Linked DNA regions of Homo sapiens: regions 1 and 3 are each linked to region 2. A link is a loop called in an ENCODE intact Hi-C map of the cell type or tissue named here. Cell type or tissue: gastrocnemius medialis. All regions are shown on one strand. Region 1 overlaps KCNQ5 (potassium voltage-gated channel subfamily Q member 5). Region 2 overlaps KCNQ5 (potassium voltage-gated channel subfamily Q member 5). Region 3 overlaps KCNQ5 (potassium voltage-gated channel subfamily Q member 5).

Region 1 (5,000 bases), 200 kb after region 2:
TCAAAAGCATATTTCTGACTGGTAATAATTCCTATCCTCAACCAACAAAATAGGCAGTAAGTAAAGATACCTCATAACCAGGTGGCTTTAAAATATAAACCAAAAATCACTCTAACTAGCTGGATAAATTGGTATTCTATTTGAACTTTTAACAGAATCTCAATCTAAATATCAGAGCAAGGATTCACCTTTAGCAAGGATTCAACTTTAAATGAAAATGTTTTGGGGTGTTGAGAATTCAAACTTCTCAGAATTGTAAGGTTCTATCATGGCAATGAGTGGTGAAAAGAAGTATGAGGAGGAAGAAAATAAATATGTAATTTAGAGTTTGTTCAGAATCCAAGAGTTAACTCCCCTCATTCAAGAAAGTTGAGTCATGGGCAAACCACAGGTGGTCAGGGAGTGGGTGAACCATGGCACATCTGTTTCTCATAAAACCAGACTGTGCCATTCTAGAGCCTTTACTTTTTCTGAATGAAACACATTCATGTGTGAACGTGTCAGAGCCAGTGCAGGAAAAACATTTGTTTTCTCTGGCACACTATGCACTTATGATTTGCCTAAATGCAATACTTGGGCTTTCTTGTTCTCCCAAAACATTTCCCACTTACATTCACTGAGTTTGCCTGGTACAGCACCAACAGGGGCAGGTTTGTCTCAGATACCATGCTGTCTATGATGAAAATCTGTTTAAATTCTCTTTAGGAACAACTGCCTGATTTAGTGAGATTTTTCACTCAAAGTAGTTATTAAACGCATTTTTCTTAGCATGGGCCTCATATCCCTTAATGAAGGTAGAAACAAAGCAAGAAACTCCTTAAATTATGGAAGAACAAGGTGTAGGAATTTACAGTCTTTTCTCAGTTATTATGGGTGAATTGAAAGTCATCTGTGGTTCTCAAATTTTGCTGTATATTCAAATCACTTGAGAATTTTGTTAACATGCAGATTCTGATTCATTAAGTCTGGGGTGGGACTCAAGATTCTCATTCATAACAGGCTGTGAAGTAATGCACCAATAGGCGGTTGTTTTATGGAATACTTTTTGAGTAAAAAGAACCCAGGGCACAGTTCTGTGACAGAAAGGCTACATACAACCAACAAGTTGATACTGAAGTCACTTTTGAGTTTAACCTTAGCTTGATTCCATCTCTTTCTCTAGTTTTTGTATTTGCATTTAAGAACAGGTTGGAATTAAAAAAACAAACAAACAAACAAACAACTATCACACATCAACTGTATAAAAGATCACAGACAGCAACTACTCTCCCAATCTCAACATCATTCCTCTTCCCTTTCCCCTTTCTGGTTGGTCTTACACAACCAAACCACACTTTATTCTTAACAAGCCATCTTACACTTTTCGGAGATGTATAGATTATACAACGAAAAAGACTGAAGATTTTCTGACGTAGGATTTTTCTAAGGAAATGATGTGAAATGAAAGTCCCACTGAACTACAGTTTGGGAGAGCTGAGTGTTTTCTTGCTTCATCTCTCACTACTTAAGGGAAAGCCTTTTCTTTATTTATAAACCTAGTAGGATCTTGCTTTACCAATTTAACAACCCTGTTGAAGGTGTTCAATGAGTTCTTACAGAGGACAGCATTTTGAGTACATTTTTTAAGCATTATAAAAATACAGTATAAGAATTATTTTAAGATATGATATGGACAATGGCAATTCATATGCTATGTAACTAACTAGACTGAATATCATTGAGGACAGGAATGTATGCTATGCTTCTATTTTTACAACCCTGTTTTTTCAGTCATTTATCCCCATGTTAGGTATAGTATTATAAAAAATATCAGATGATTAATGAATTGTCTGACTGAGAAAGAAAGAAAATTGTAGTATATAATGCTGACATTTGAACCTGCCTTTTAATTTGCCATCATGAAACAGAAGGTACTAAAACTAGCAGAGAAATTTTTATCCGATTTTGTGTCATGGGCCACTTTGGCAGTCCCATGAAGCCCGAGGAACTATTTTCAACAGAATTGTTTTAAAATGCATAAAATAAAAATATTCCAAGGAAAAATGAGTATATAGAAATAGTTATCAAAATATTAAAAGAATTCTTTATTAATGCATTAAATAAGGTATCACAGCAGGTCTAAGTAGCTAACATAATTCTGAAGAAGTGCTAAGTATAAATTATATTTGAGATATATTCAATACCTGTGATATAATTTAAAATTAATCTAGGATTTCTATTGATGCCATAACCCCTGAGGTTTGTGGCTTACATTAATAATTGAAGGAGATATCAAATATCAGTTAGAGTTAGGAAAAACAAATACATTTTTTTTCCTATCCAAATTCTGGACCTTAGGTTATCATCAACCCCTGAACTAGAACATAAATATAAGGATTATAATCCTTAAAATAACTCAAAATCCATATCTTGTATCATTCTAGGCAAGACTTAGAGTGTAACACATAATCTTTTGTTATTATAATTAAGAGTTTGCAGTTCTGCTAGATAGAATCAAAGAGCGTCATTATTTTCCGCAACTACTACATTAGTATCTATAATGTATGGTATACATTAGTTTAACACAAGAATGTAGCATAACATAAAAGGATGTTGTTAATGTTAATGTTCTTGATGTATTATCTGGTAGTGTTTGGTCTCAATTTATTATCCTCAATGAAATTTTCTAACTTTTTTCCTTATTCCTGTACTCAAAATTACATTAATGGTACTTTGAAAGAAAAGATGTTGCTATGAGATTTTGCTTAGAGTCAAAATAAAGCATTCAGCTAAATATATCCAATGTAGTTGTTGAAGCAAGAGGAAGAAAACAATTCTAAGTATCTTCTTTAGAAGTGATGCAAACCTTGTTTTGTTTCACTGTTGCTTCAGGTTTAGTTCAATGACTACTCCCATTAGTACCTGTCAGCAAATCCCTGACTCACCCTTGATCACTAGCCTGTCTACCCTGGTACATCTGAACTGCCTCCCAGTGCTTTCTGAAAGAAAGTAAAAGTTTAACAAGTTGCACGGAGAAAATCATGAGAAAGAGAAGACTGGGTATCAAGAAACCAGGTCTTGGGGCAGGTCAACAATAATGCAGACTTTTAAATAAGGTGGCAATCGGTAGCAAGGGGAATAATCTTGATGAAATTAGTAACTGGCATAAATTTCTGGGCTGGGAGGGGAAGTATCCCACAGAATAGAATGCTAAAAAATTACAAAAAAGTTTCAATAATGCCATTGTTGTGAGTTGATTTGTGTCTCCTATAAAGAAATGTTGAAGTCCTAAACTCTGGTATTTGTGAATGTGACCCTTTTTTTTTTTTTTTTTTTTTTTTTTTTTTTTTTTTTTTTGCAAATAGAGTCTTTGCGGATATAATTAAGATGTGATCACACTGGATTACAGTGGACCCTAATTTCAACCACTGATGTCCTTATAAGGAGAGAGAAATTTGGAGTTAGAGATACAGGGGAGACAGAGGGCAAAAAGCCATGTGATGACAGAGGCAGAGACCGGAGTGAGGCGGCTACACGCCAACACAGGTCAAGGATTGCTAGGAACCACTAGATGTTAGGAAGAGGCAAGGAAGGCTTCTTCCCTGGAGCCTTCAGAAAGAATATGACCTTCAGACACACCTTGACTTCAAACTTCTGGCATCAAGTACTGTGAGAGAGTACATTTCTGTTCTTTTGAACCACTCAGCTTGTGGTAATTTGATACGGCATCCAAAGGAAACAAATACGACCATCTCCTTTTAAGAAGGGTTAGAAGGGTTAGAAATTCACTATGACTAGCATCAGGGCAACAATCTTAATTCTTGTCTCAAAAAGCTGCTTTAATTTCAAACAAAAATATAAACTGAGTTTGAGGAAAGTATGGCTGCATTATTATTCCCATAAATGTAGGCTGAAGTTTAGGAAAAAGAATGAAAAGTTGCAAGTACTCTGATTCTAGCCTTGATTGCTGCCGTTACTGACAATCCTGAATGATTGGATGTGGCTCCTAGAAATTGCAAGGAGTGTGAAAGTTACATGTGTGCTCACTTAATTTAAACATTTAATCTTTTATTGATCTGATATTAAAGAGCTAAACCTGGCGAACCCAATTCAATCAATTAATAAATAGAGGTGGTAAAAGAAGTACGAAGGAGCCAATAATTTCCTAATTGATCTTTTCAGTTTTAAGGAGCAATTACATACATGGAAAAGAACACAATTTCCAAAATTCCTTTCATGGCTGGATTTTTAAATGGCAAAGCAATAAGACAAAGTGCAAGAAAAACAGAGACACAGAAGAGCTGAGTCATTAGATTAAAAGGTCCTGATATTTTAGGAAAAATAACATAAATGTAGTCATTAATAGCCTTGAAATAGTGTATTCCAGTAATAGCCTAGAAATCAGAATTTCTGTGTTGAATTATACTTCTCTGTATTATAGATCATCCTTCCCTGTCCATAAATCCATATCCATTCCAGGCTTCAATATCCAGTCCTTAACTCATGTTTCCCAAAAAACCTTCCCCATTCTAACTATAGGATTTCTCAGCAAATCTGTTGTACCTCTGTTGCCTTTCTTACCATTTTTTCTTTTTCTTTTTCTTTTTTTTTTTAGACGGAGTCTCGCTCTGTCACCAGTCTGGAGTGCAGTGGAACGATCTTGGCTCACTGCAACCTCTGCCTCCCGGGTTCAAGTGATTCTCCTGCCTCAGCCTCCCAAGCAGCTGGGACTACAGGCTCCCACCACCACACCCAGTTAATTTTTGTATTTTTAGTAGAGACAAGGTTTCACCATGTCGGCCAGGCTGGTCTCGAACTCCTGACCTCAGGTGATCCGCCCACCTTGGCCTCCCAAAGTACTGGGATTACAGGCATGAGCCACCGTGCCTGGCCCTCTTACCACTTTTTCTATTTCACTTTTGTATAGCTGTCTATTCCTACTGATAGAAACATCATAGTACATATATTGTGAAAAAAGTATTCTGATGTTTATTTATTTCAGATCAGAACATCTCCCCTTC
Region 2 (5,000 bases):
TCATTCTACTCCTGACTCTGTCTATCCTGCTCCCATCTCCAAAGGCAACTAAAAATGTGAGACCTCTTCATGTTTCTTGAAGTTGGTGCAAACAGTCCAAGATTTCTTAGTTACAGAAGGGATGGGCATGAAGGGATTTTAAAGGGGGCAGCAGGGATTGGTGGGGGCTGCCTTAAGAGAGGAGCTCTTATTCTGTGGGGAGGGAGAGGGACAGAGGTTACAGGTTAGTATGATTCATTGGATTTGAAAAGGAATTTAAGTATAATTGTTGTTTCAGTCATTAAACATTTTACAATTTGTTGATGTCATTTCCTACATTATGAGAAAGCAACTAAAACACACACTGGGTTCAACATAAATGGCTTTATCACATTCAGTGAGGACTGGAAAGATCTTGTGATTCACAAGTTGCCAATTTAAATTGTTATTCACAAGAAAGAAATCTTGGTTTGTAGCTAGTTGGCTGTAAGTCAGGCTAAAGTCCACCTGAAAAAATGTTAATTAATCACATTTTAAAAACATCTTCACTGGATAAAATGTGTGTCCAGAGAAGTTTCTTGTTATGTGGCCTTCATCATGGGGTTGTAAGGTCCACGAGGGCAGGGACCAAGTCTGTTTCACTATGTGGTGTGTATCTAGAACCACACAGTGTGCTCAAAATGCACTAGGTACTTAACAAATAATCACTGAAGGGATGAATGACAGAATCAGATGGAAATAGCCTACTGGAGAGGGTGAGTAAGCATTTATTGCATTCAAGAGCACATTACTGGATCCTCAGGAAAAACAGGAAATGCAGGAAAGAGTTCAATCTCTATTTCCGGAATTTGTAATCTAGATGTAGCATATGAGTTTATTACTTTTAAGTTAAAACAACAAAATTGAGGTAATTATAGCAAAAAGTCCCAGTGAAGAAATTATTTTGGCAGGATGATAAAGAAGGGATGAATGGTAGGGAAGATTCCCGAGAAAGGTCTTCAAGAGCTTTGCTAGTTAGAAAATTACTGAGGAAAGAAGCAGTTACTATCCAAGAAAGGGCACCTCAAAGAAGGTAGAATTTGATCAGTTGGCTTTGATTGTCACAAGGTCTAAACTCTTCAGCTTAAGCTAGAAAATAATTTACAACATGAAATTAGGTTTAGAATTTAGCATTGGTGTAAAAGGCTAAAATATTTTATAGAGTTTCTGATTTTAATAAGGTAATTTTACACCACTATAAAAATATTTTCTAAAATTTTGGGGTGCTTCTTAACACAGTGGCAAGACAGATTCTAGACTACTGTGGTCTAGAAGGAGAAGTTATGAGCTATGTTTATTAAGAAGTGTACAACACAAGGGTCTAAAGTGAACCTAGCATCATGTCTAATAAAATTTATTTTCAAGGATGCAAAATTTGAAGCATATCAAAAAGGAAAAGAAAATCCTAGACCAAGTAGAATGGAAAAGTTGTTAGCACAAATGAAAGGGAGAAACTACCAAGTGTTTGTGTTTGCTTTCTGTGTGTGTGTCTGTGTACATGCACAAGTGTGTTTTCTTGGAGAGTTTTCTTTGAAGTCAAACTTTGAAGTTGGCTCTGTTGTGTGACACATCAACTATCCTTATCCAAAAATACTAATCTTACTGAATCCTTCTTTGCTTCCATTTCACCATCCATCCTTCTTACCTTCAACTTTGCAAACTTACAATGGCCATTTTTTTCCCCAAATGCACAATTGCTCTTAAGTAATGACTTCAGTGTGTCAGGGACAAATGTTTCTGTCTAGCTAGAGTTGTAGAAGCCAAACTAATTTCAGAGAGATTTCATTTTATTTAGTGAAATGTTGATGACTATTCCACTCAGTTCCCTCAATCTCTTTTAATTTAATGGATTTGGATAGAAGATGAAGTTCTAGAAGTACATTACACTCTTCAGGGATGAGATCAGCTTTGCCATGTACTAAGAGTTAAACTTTGCCCTTGTTCTAAGTACGTAATACATAATTCTCATCCCTAAGAAAGTATCTCTTCTATAGGATGTTTCGTGGAAAATAGCTGTGGATTAAAATAAAATAAAAACAGCATCATCAAATAAAAACTGAGCACAGGTATATACTTTTATAATTACTGAAAGGTTACGTATCTTAGGGGAGGACATATCTTTTTGTATTATTAATAGAAGGCTAAGGGGTTAGGCCAGGAACAGTGGCTCACACCCGTAATCCCAGCACTTTGGGAGGCCAAGGGGGTGGATCACCTGAGGTCAAGAGTTCAAGACCAACCTGGCCAACAGGGTGAAACCTCTTCTCTACTTAAAAAAAAAAAAAAAAAATTTGCTGGGTGTGGTGGTTGGTGCCTGTAATCTCAGCTACTCAGGAGGCTGAGGCAGGGAGAATTGGTTGAACCTGGGAGGCAGAGGTTGCAGTGAGCTGAGATCGCACCACTGCACTCCAGCCTGGTCGACAGAGCAAGACTCCGTCTCAAACAAACAAGCAAAAACCAAAAAACAAACCAACAAAAAATCAACAACAACAAAAGAAGGCTAAGAGGTTAAATTAATTTAACAGAATAATTTTTTGAGGGAAGAGAGGATCTGAGAAGAACAAGAAAGTTGAAAATCCTGATCATTGGGACAATATCCACACTTGTTCCATGTTCAAATACTTCCTTTGCATGTGAAAATACTCAAGTTGATTTAACATTGATTTTTTTGGGATCTGGGAAAAGGCAGGAGGAACTAGAAATCAGGCTTAAAGTTTTCAGAAAACAGGGATTCTCAGCTCTAAGCAGCAGTAACAAAAAAGGCCAGAGAAGATTGTTATGAGGGCTTGGGATCAGATATCTAATCTAATTATTAATAGAAATTTGATTTCACATGACCTTTTGTAGAGCTCAGAAAGTTACATTTGGATGATTAATCCTTATGACATCATGATAGGCAAAAAGCGTCAATATTTGGGTTTCCCCCTTCCATGATATGGCCATCCTCCAAGTTATGAAAACATATTCTTAGAATTCAAGACAGATCATGCTAGATTGGAATTGTTCTACCGCTCCAGCCCTTGGAATTCACTTCCCCTCCAATGCCCTCCGACACACACACAACTGTGGAAGGACTGCTCATGCCTGTGTGCTCATCACTGCAGCAGGTGTAAACATCTTGGTCATCACTGTCACCAGGTGAATACAAGGTACAGCAGCAGGCTCATGCCACTGGAGGAAGTGAGACAGCTGAGGGGCTCTGCTGCAACCAATGGTTCCTGTGATTCATGCATGGAAACCATACGGTTAGAATTCTACCAACAAGTTGGCGATAATCAGTGAGGATTTTCTCCCTGGTTTTCAGATGATTTTCATTTTCTATTTGTGAAGCATTAGCTTCATCAACTCCATTCAGTGACTTCAGACTGTGCCTTGATTCCAAACAAGTGAATCACTGTAGAGGATGATGAAACCCTGGGTGACAGATAATCTTTTAATCAGTTTGTTTACCAAGATTGGCTGCTAGTGGCATGTCATGAAGAAATGATACTGAATACGCTACCAGTTATGTTAAAACTGCTATCAAGACAGATTTTTTTAAAAAGCAGCAAGAGATCAAACTTCTAGCAGGCAAAATTCTTAGTTTTTCTTAGCTATTCTTGATTTTTAGTGATGTGGCTTTCCAGGATCCTTGTTGAAAAATAATTCAAGAGAAATTTCTGTGATATACTAATTCTGCTCCTGAAGGAACAAAAGCAATTTTTTTTCATCTCTTTTGGAAATTTGAAAAGGGTAGAGAGTTTTGAATAAAAAGATTGTACAAGAGAGTTTTAAATAAAAAACTATTTGAGAGGGTATAGCATTTTGAAAAAAAGGGAAGAACTTTTGTTCTTCTTACATGGTTAAATATAGCATTAAATTGATAACCATTTAAAAAAAATTTAGTTTATTGGGGGAGGGAAAGGGCAAGGGAAATGTTATTCTTGCTTTCCAGTGTAATTTTTGTGGGAGCAGCAGCTAGTTTTATTCCCATAATGATTTATGAAAAAGAATGGAAAGAGTGATTTATTAACTATTGCAGAAATGTTCATTCATGTGTTCATTCAGTGCAAAATTTTGGCACTTTCGAGCAAAAATGTTAAAATTGAATGTGATCAAATATTGGCTTGAAGTACATGTAAAAATGCATGTAATATGAAAATGTTTAAAGCTATACTCACGTAGTTAAAAATTTTCTCTACAGTTTATAATATTGGCACTACAATATGCATATGGAGTATAAGCTCAGAAAAATGTTGCATTTATTGATGTTGATGTTTCATAATCTACTTTAAAGAAATGGGAGAGACACAAAAGTATTACAAGGATATTTACAGCTGTCCTTGTCTACCACTTTACATGGGAGGCTCTGTTTCAACATGGTGGATCTAAGGATCTTGCTCCACTTAGCATGGTGGGAAATGCTATTTGCCACATGTAATTCTATTTTGCACCCTTTGGCCTAGACCATGAGAGCCAAAAGCCACAATATCTCCAAAAGAGGAAATTATTTTTCCACTATTTATATTTTCTGTGAGACAGCACAGGCAGATGATTTATATAATGCTGTAGAAAATTAATATTAGTTGCAAGCCAGACTCAACTTTCCAGCCTTCAGCATCCATTTGAGAAAGCCAAAGATGTTGTGTCTGAGTTTTAATTTTAATGAGTTAAAAATAAGTGTTCTTTTCTGCTGTTTCCTGAATGAATATAAAAAAATACGAACATTGCCAATCAAGGAACACTACTTTGATTTTGATCCAATAACAATACTAACCAAAAAAGAGTGAAAAAATAAAAAAAGTGTTTTTCAGAGAGAATGGGGCTCCAACAAGACAGTATATGTGCATTTGTTTGCTGTTTAAAACTTCCTTTGATCCACAAATATGCTTCCCTCCTATCCTAAGAAATTTCAAGGAGATAATATTGTCAACATCAATTAAAGTCATCATATGTAAAATCTTCATCTTCTCTTTATAAAATTCAAGCTCTTTCAGGCTTTC
Region 3 (5,000 bases), 130 kb after region 2:
AGGTTATTAGGGAAAAGACTGACCAGGAAACTGACAGCCTTTCTGAGAGTCACAGAGAGGATGCACGAAGGATAAGATAGGGCCGTTCAGGGGCTGTGATCAGAGGCTAATGCAGAGATCGAACTCCTTGATCCTGGTTCATTAGGCAATAAGAAGCATGGCCAGGGACCTGGAGAGAAAAACTAGAAATCACTACATAGAGTTCTCTGAGGGCAGCTTTGGCAATGACACTAAGACACTGCAGTGAGAGGGTACTACAGACCCAGGCCCCAAGAAATGCAACAGAAGAGGAGTAAAATAGTCCAGGCAAGAAATAATTGTTTTTCAATAAAAGCAGAAGCAAAAGAGATAGAGGTATGATTTGAGAGACTTGTAATGTCAGAAATTACCAGAAGTAGAGAAAACTCTAATACATTAAAAAAAAAAACAAAACCAAACAAAAAATCTTGAAACTTCATGAGCAGCTGGCTAATCTGTCACAAATACTATTCAGAAGGAGAGAGAAACGGCTGTAGCATTTCATTTGTGATGGAATATTTAGCCCCAAATGTCTTCCATAGTAACAAGAACTAATATGTGAAATTCAATGAAAGACTATTTGGGAGGTAGACAAGTAAATTTGTTTCTTATTTATATGCATGCTGCAGCTGAGCTCAAGGAAAAAGGTAATATCTATAAGTGTCCACATGTTAGAGAGAAGAGAATTAGAACTCAGGATGGATCTCTTGTATTCCTTCTTTAGAATGACTCCTTAGGGGACAGTTGGAGTGTATGAAATAGGAATTTCATAGAAAGCTTCTTTTGTGGAGAGATTTCAGGTTGCTTAGAACATTAATGTTGGGTGACTAGGCCAAATATTCTACCACCATTTATAAAATACAGTTGCAACCCCTGACACACCTCTACCATCTGTCCCTTGTGGTTTACTGCTTTTATGTCTCTTTGTCTCAACATCCCCACATTGTCTTCCTCATTCCACCAGCTCTTGAAGCTACATAGTCGTTGGTGAGACCTATGTCTTTTATTTCTCTGCCCTTGCATCCATGTCACAACATGCTTTGCCATTATCCATATATCAGCTTCTTTTCTCCAGAAGCCCAGCCAAACTCCAGTGACACAGTTTGTACATGTACTCACAAAATGTTCCAGCAAGTACACGATGAACATACAAAACACTATTTGGAAAATGACAACTCTTATAATACTTCTGTAAAATCCTAAATTCATAAACACCGTATGTGTTGTTATGGCTTTGAGGCTTTACTGGTGATCAGAGGCAGGTCCTCACTACAGAGGGAAATGATACATTTCATTAATATCTTGAGGGTTGCCTGTCTTTTTCTGTGAGTCTGTCTTTGATGTGATGCCAAGGAGAGAAAAAAAAATGCTGCCACATTCTCTGAGCCTTTCACCCAGGCTTCCTCTGTCTTCCTGCTTTTACATATTTTATTCTCCTCACTATAGGAAAACAAGATACTCAAATACACTGCTTATTAAAGAACACACCTACTTTTTGGAATTCGTAGATAAACTTACAACCTATTAAATCAACTTACAAAAAAAAAAAGAAAGAAAGAAAGAAAGAAAAAGAAGGACCCAGGTAAAGGGTGACTAGATTTGTTAGTGTCCTCAATATTTCACCCTGCCTGCTTACCCTCATATTAAGGTAAGTGTTTAGGAGCACACACTTCGTCATCCTGACTCTCTGAGCTTGAATCCCAGTTCATAGTCTCACCAGTTGGATGACTCATCCAAGTGATTTAACCTCTTTGTCCCTCAGTTTCCCCAAATTTACAGCTGATGGTGATAGTATTTTGGACTTCAAATTGGAACCGTGAGGTCCTCTACTTGTTCAACCTGCATGTACACACACTATGACAAGAGAAGCTGACATATGTCTACAGAGAAAAATATAAACTGAGACACAATTCTTACTGCAGAGTGGAAGCATCTGTCCTTAATGGGCCTACACTGGTACAATGGATTCTAATGACCCAGATGTGAAGAGGGAGAAAAATGGAGGAGTAGTGTAATACCCAGATGGAAGGGACTTTAAAAGGGGATCTGTAAAGCAAAAGGCAGAGGAAGGAATGGGAGCAGAGAAGACCAGAGAGGAAGCTCAGAAAGTGTCAGGAGCAGAAACCAAATGTAGGGTTCTATTTCCAAGTCAACAGGCTGCCAAGGAAGTGGCAATAGGTGCTGTTGCAATAGGCAGACAAACAGGAAGCTTAGGTTACCTTCGGAGAAGCTCAAGAGGCACTGGGACAAAGCTGAGATGGCAAAACATGATAGGTGAGAAATTACTCCAGTGAGACATACCAAGAGGCATGATGGCTCATGCTAGCCTGTCGGCCAGAGCCCCTGGGACACTGGACTGGAAGCCAGGAGATAGGAGAAAGGAGTTTTTCCTGGAGCAAGGGCATGTATCTATAGGACCCCAACAGTTTTACCAACCATTCACATTAGATATTCCTGACTTGGATTGCTTATGGAATATCAGATAATTCTTACTTTTGAATACTCTTGGAAGAAACACTAAATAGTACTGATTTTAATAGTGATTTGTACAAAAAGGGCTTTAAATTATGAAATAATATGAATCAAGTTATGTAATATGATTCCATTTTAAATTCCTGGTATTTTCATTCATCGATATGTTGATTTTTTAGTAGCTTTATTGCTGGGCGACTATAGTTAATAATAACTTAATTCTTTATTTTATAATAACTTAAAGAATGTAGTTGGATTTCTTGTAACTCAAAGGATAAATGCTTGAGGGGATGGATACCCCATTCTCCATGATGTGCTTATCTCACATTGCATTCCTGTATCAAAACATCTCACATACACCATAAATTTATACACCTACGATGTACCCACACAAATTTTAAAAAATAATTAAAAAATTAAAATAAATAAAAATAAAATTGTCGAACTGTTAAGAAAACCAAAAAACAAACATTAATTCCCTACATCTAGTGCACATCTTACTAACTTTTAAGATTTTCAAATCATGAAATAACAAGATCAATAGTAGTAAGAATTTTCTACCTCATAATGAATGCACGCAGTCATTAACTCTTTTTTCAGAGCATGTAACATGTCTAACAAAGCATATGTATGTATCTGACTGAAGCATTACTGTGAAATAGAAAACAATGCCAATTTTATCTTGTTATTAAAAACACTAATTCTTTGTTAAAGAATTAATCAAAGATTATTTAAACAAATACTAAAAATTATTTAAAATATGAAAATGTTTTTAAAACTTAAAAATTTAAATTAAATATTTATTATTTTAAAATAATACATACTTTATAATTATTAAAGAATCATTTAGTAATTCTGTTATTAAAAGTTCCAAAATATCTCAAAAATAATTGTTAACACAAGGGTTAATAAAATAACTCATATGCTGTAATATTTATACTTCTGTAAAAGATAAATCAAATAAAACATTTCCAATTTAATTTATATTATATTTTAGTTAAATATTAAGGGCAATGTTTATGTAAATTTCAAATTACCTGATCTTAGCTTTTATAAAACCAATAATTAAGATTGTCACATAGGTACTACAAATACAACTGAAATGTATAGTACTCAGAAAAATACCCTTCCTTGCTGTTTTCTTCTTGCAGTATGCTTATTTTCTGTGAAAAATCGTTTTTAAAAATTCTAACAATTTCTTAACAATACACACAACTGTATTAATACAGACTCAGAAAATTTATTAAATCAGAGACGTATGGTTATAATCAAGAGAGAAAACAAGTTAACCTGTTAAAACCATGATGACATTAACATGATTTCTCAATGAAATTTCCTTTTTATTAATCAGCCTTTCTTCACATTTAATACAAGTTTAAATAAGTATGTGTGAATGCTTATTCACAACTTTTTCAAATTCTTATGATGTAAAAGGGCTAATTTTATTACTTTTAAGTTAAGGTTCATTCAAACTGAGCTTCGATTTTTTAAAAAATTAACTGATCAATATAAAATCTTTCATAGTGTTACATATCCTACTGATTTATGGAAGGGATTTTGCTTGATTTCTCTTTAAGCATTCATTTAATGGGGCTCTTGGACACCTTGGTCCTCAGTTTCTTTTTTTCTTTTTTTTGTGTGGGCCTCAGTTTCTTTTTTTCTTTTTTTGAGTCAGAGTCTTGCTCTCTCCCCCAGGCTGGAGTGCAATGGTGCAATCACGGCTCACTGCAACCTCTGCTTCCTGGGCTCAAGCGATCCTCCCACCTCAGCCTCCTGAGTAGCTGGGATTACAGGCACGCGCCACCACGCCCACCTAATTTTGGTACTTTTAGTAAAGACAGGGTTTCACCATAATGGTCAGGCTAGTTTCACAGTCTTGGCCTCAAGTGATCCACCCACCTCCGCCTCCCAAAGTGCTGGGATTACAGGCATGAGCAACTGAGCTCGGCCCTCAGTTTCTACAATTATAAAACAAGGCTATCAGGAAACCTTCCATGTCTTGCCCAGCTTTAATTGTGGTTCCATGATTGCACTGAGCGGTACTTTCTCAAGCTCATGTTCAATTTTAATACATTTTTCTGAAGTAGTATTCCTGCTTTTAAAATGCATTTTTGCTGCCTTTGTACTAGTGCTGTAGCATCATGTTTGTTTTACATTTTTAGAATCTAATTGTGAGTAATGCACATTAAAATATTTGGTTTAAGGCATTCAAAACGAACAAATCATGCTCAGTTTTCTCATATGAATTGAATCATTGTTGAACTAGGATAAATTTAGCCTTATCTCTACCATTTTTTAATTCAATATATAGTAGCAAATGTGAAGGTATGTTTATGCCATTTCTATTAGTGTTGATAATAATATTAACAACAATAACTACATTAATTTGTAGCATTTTAATGTGATTTTACTTTCCAGATGAACTCTTCCATATATCCCTTCTTGGTTGTAGAAGTAGGCAAATGTTCATTTTGTCTTCCTCAATATTTTACTCTTAGACAATTCTTACT

Evidence for each region. Hi-C counts contacts between places; a loop is a spot of excess contacts. Peaks named below come from ENCODE experiments on the same cell type or tissue, not always from the same donor. Only the 100,000 strongest peaks of a DNase experiment are listed, where the experiment ranks them.
Region 1: a loop joins it to region 2, with 7 times the contacts of the local background. A loop is called at or near these places in 5 of 110 quality-filtered maps.
Region 3: it touches region 2 in a loop (4-fold over the local background); 3 of 110 quality-filtered maps call a loop at or near these places.

Annotation. Positions count from the first base shown.
Region 1 is chr6:72,744,401-72,749,400 of GRCh38, reverse strand. All of the region lies in intron 1 of KCNQ5 (potassium voltage-gated channel subfamily Q member 5), which reads right to left. Among named protein-coding and RNA genes, the nearest start is that of KCNQ5-IT1, 120 kb to the right of the region's middle. In gastrocnemius medialis, no CTCF peak of the experiment used is centred here; a DNase peak (open chromatin) is centred at 2,940; H3K27ac peaks cover 263 bases.
Region 2 is chr6:72,948,753-72,953,752 of GRCh38, reverse strand. The region is part of intron 1 of KCNQ5 (potassium voltage-gated channel subfamily Q member 5); the gene reads right to left. All of the region lies in intron 3 of LOC105377855 (a long non-coding RNA gene), which reads left to right. Among named protein-coding and RNA genes, the nearest start is that of MIR4282, 16 kb to the left of the region's middle. In gastrocnemius medialis, no CTCF peak of the experiment used is centred here; DNase peaks (open chromatin) are centred at 3,122 and 3,421; H3K4me3 peaks cover 907 bases; H3K27ac peaks cover 2,196 bases.
Region 3 is chr6:72,817,052-72,822,051 of GRCh38, reverse strand. All of the region lies in intron 1 of KCNQ5 (potassium voltage-gated channel subfamily Q member 5), which reads right to left. Among named protein-coding and RNA genes, the nearest start is that of MIR4282, 150 kb to the left of the region's middle. In gastrocnemius medialis, no CTCF peak of the experiment used is centred here; a DNase peak (open chromatin) is centred at 2,271; H3K27ac peaks cover 2,484 bases.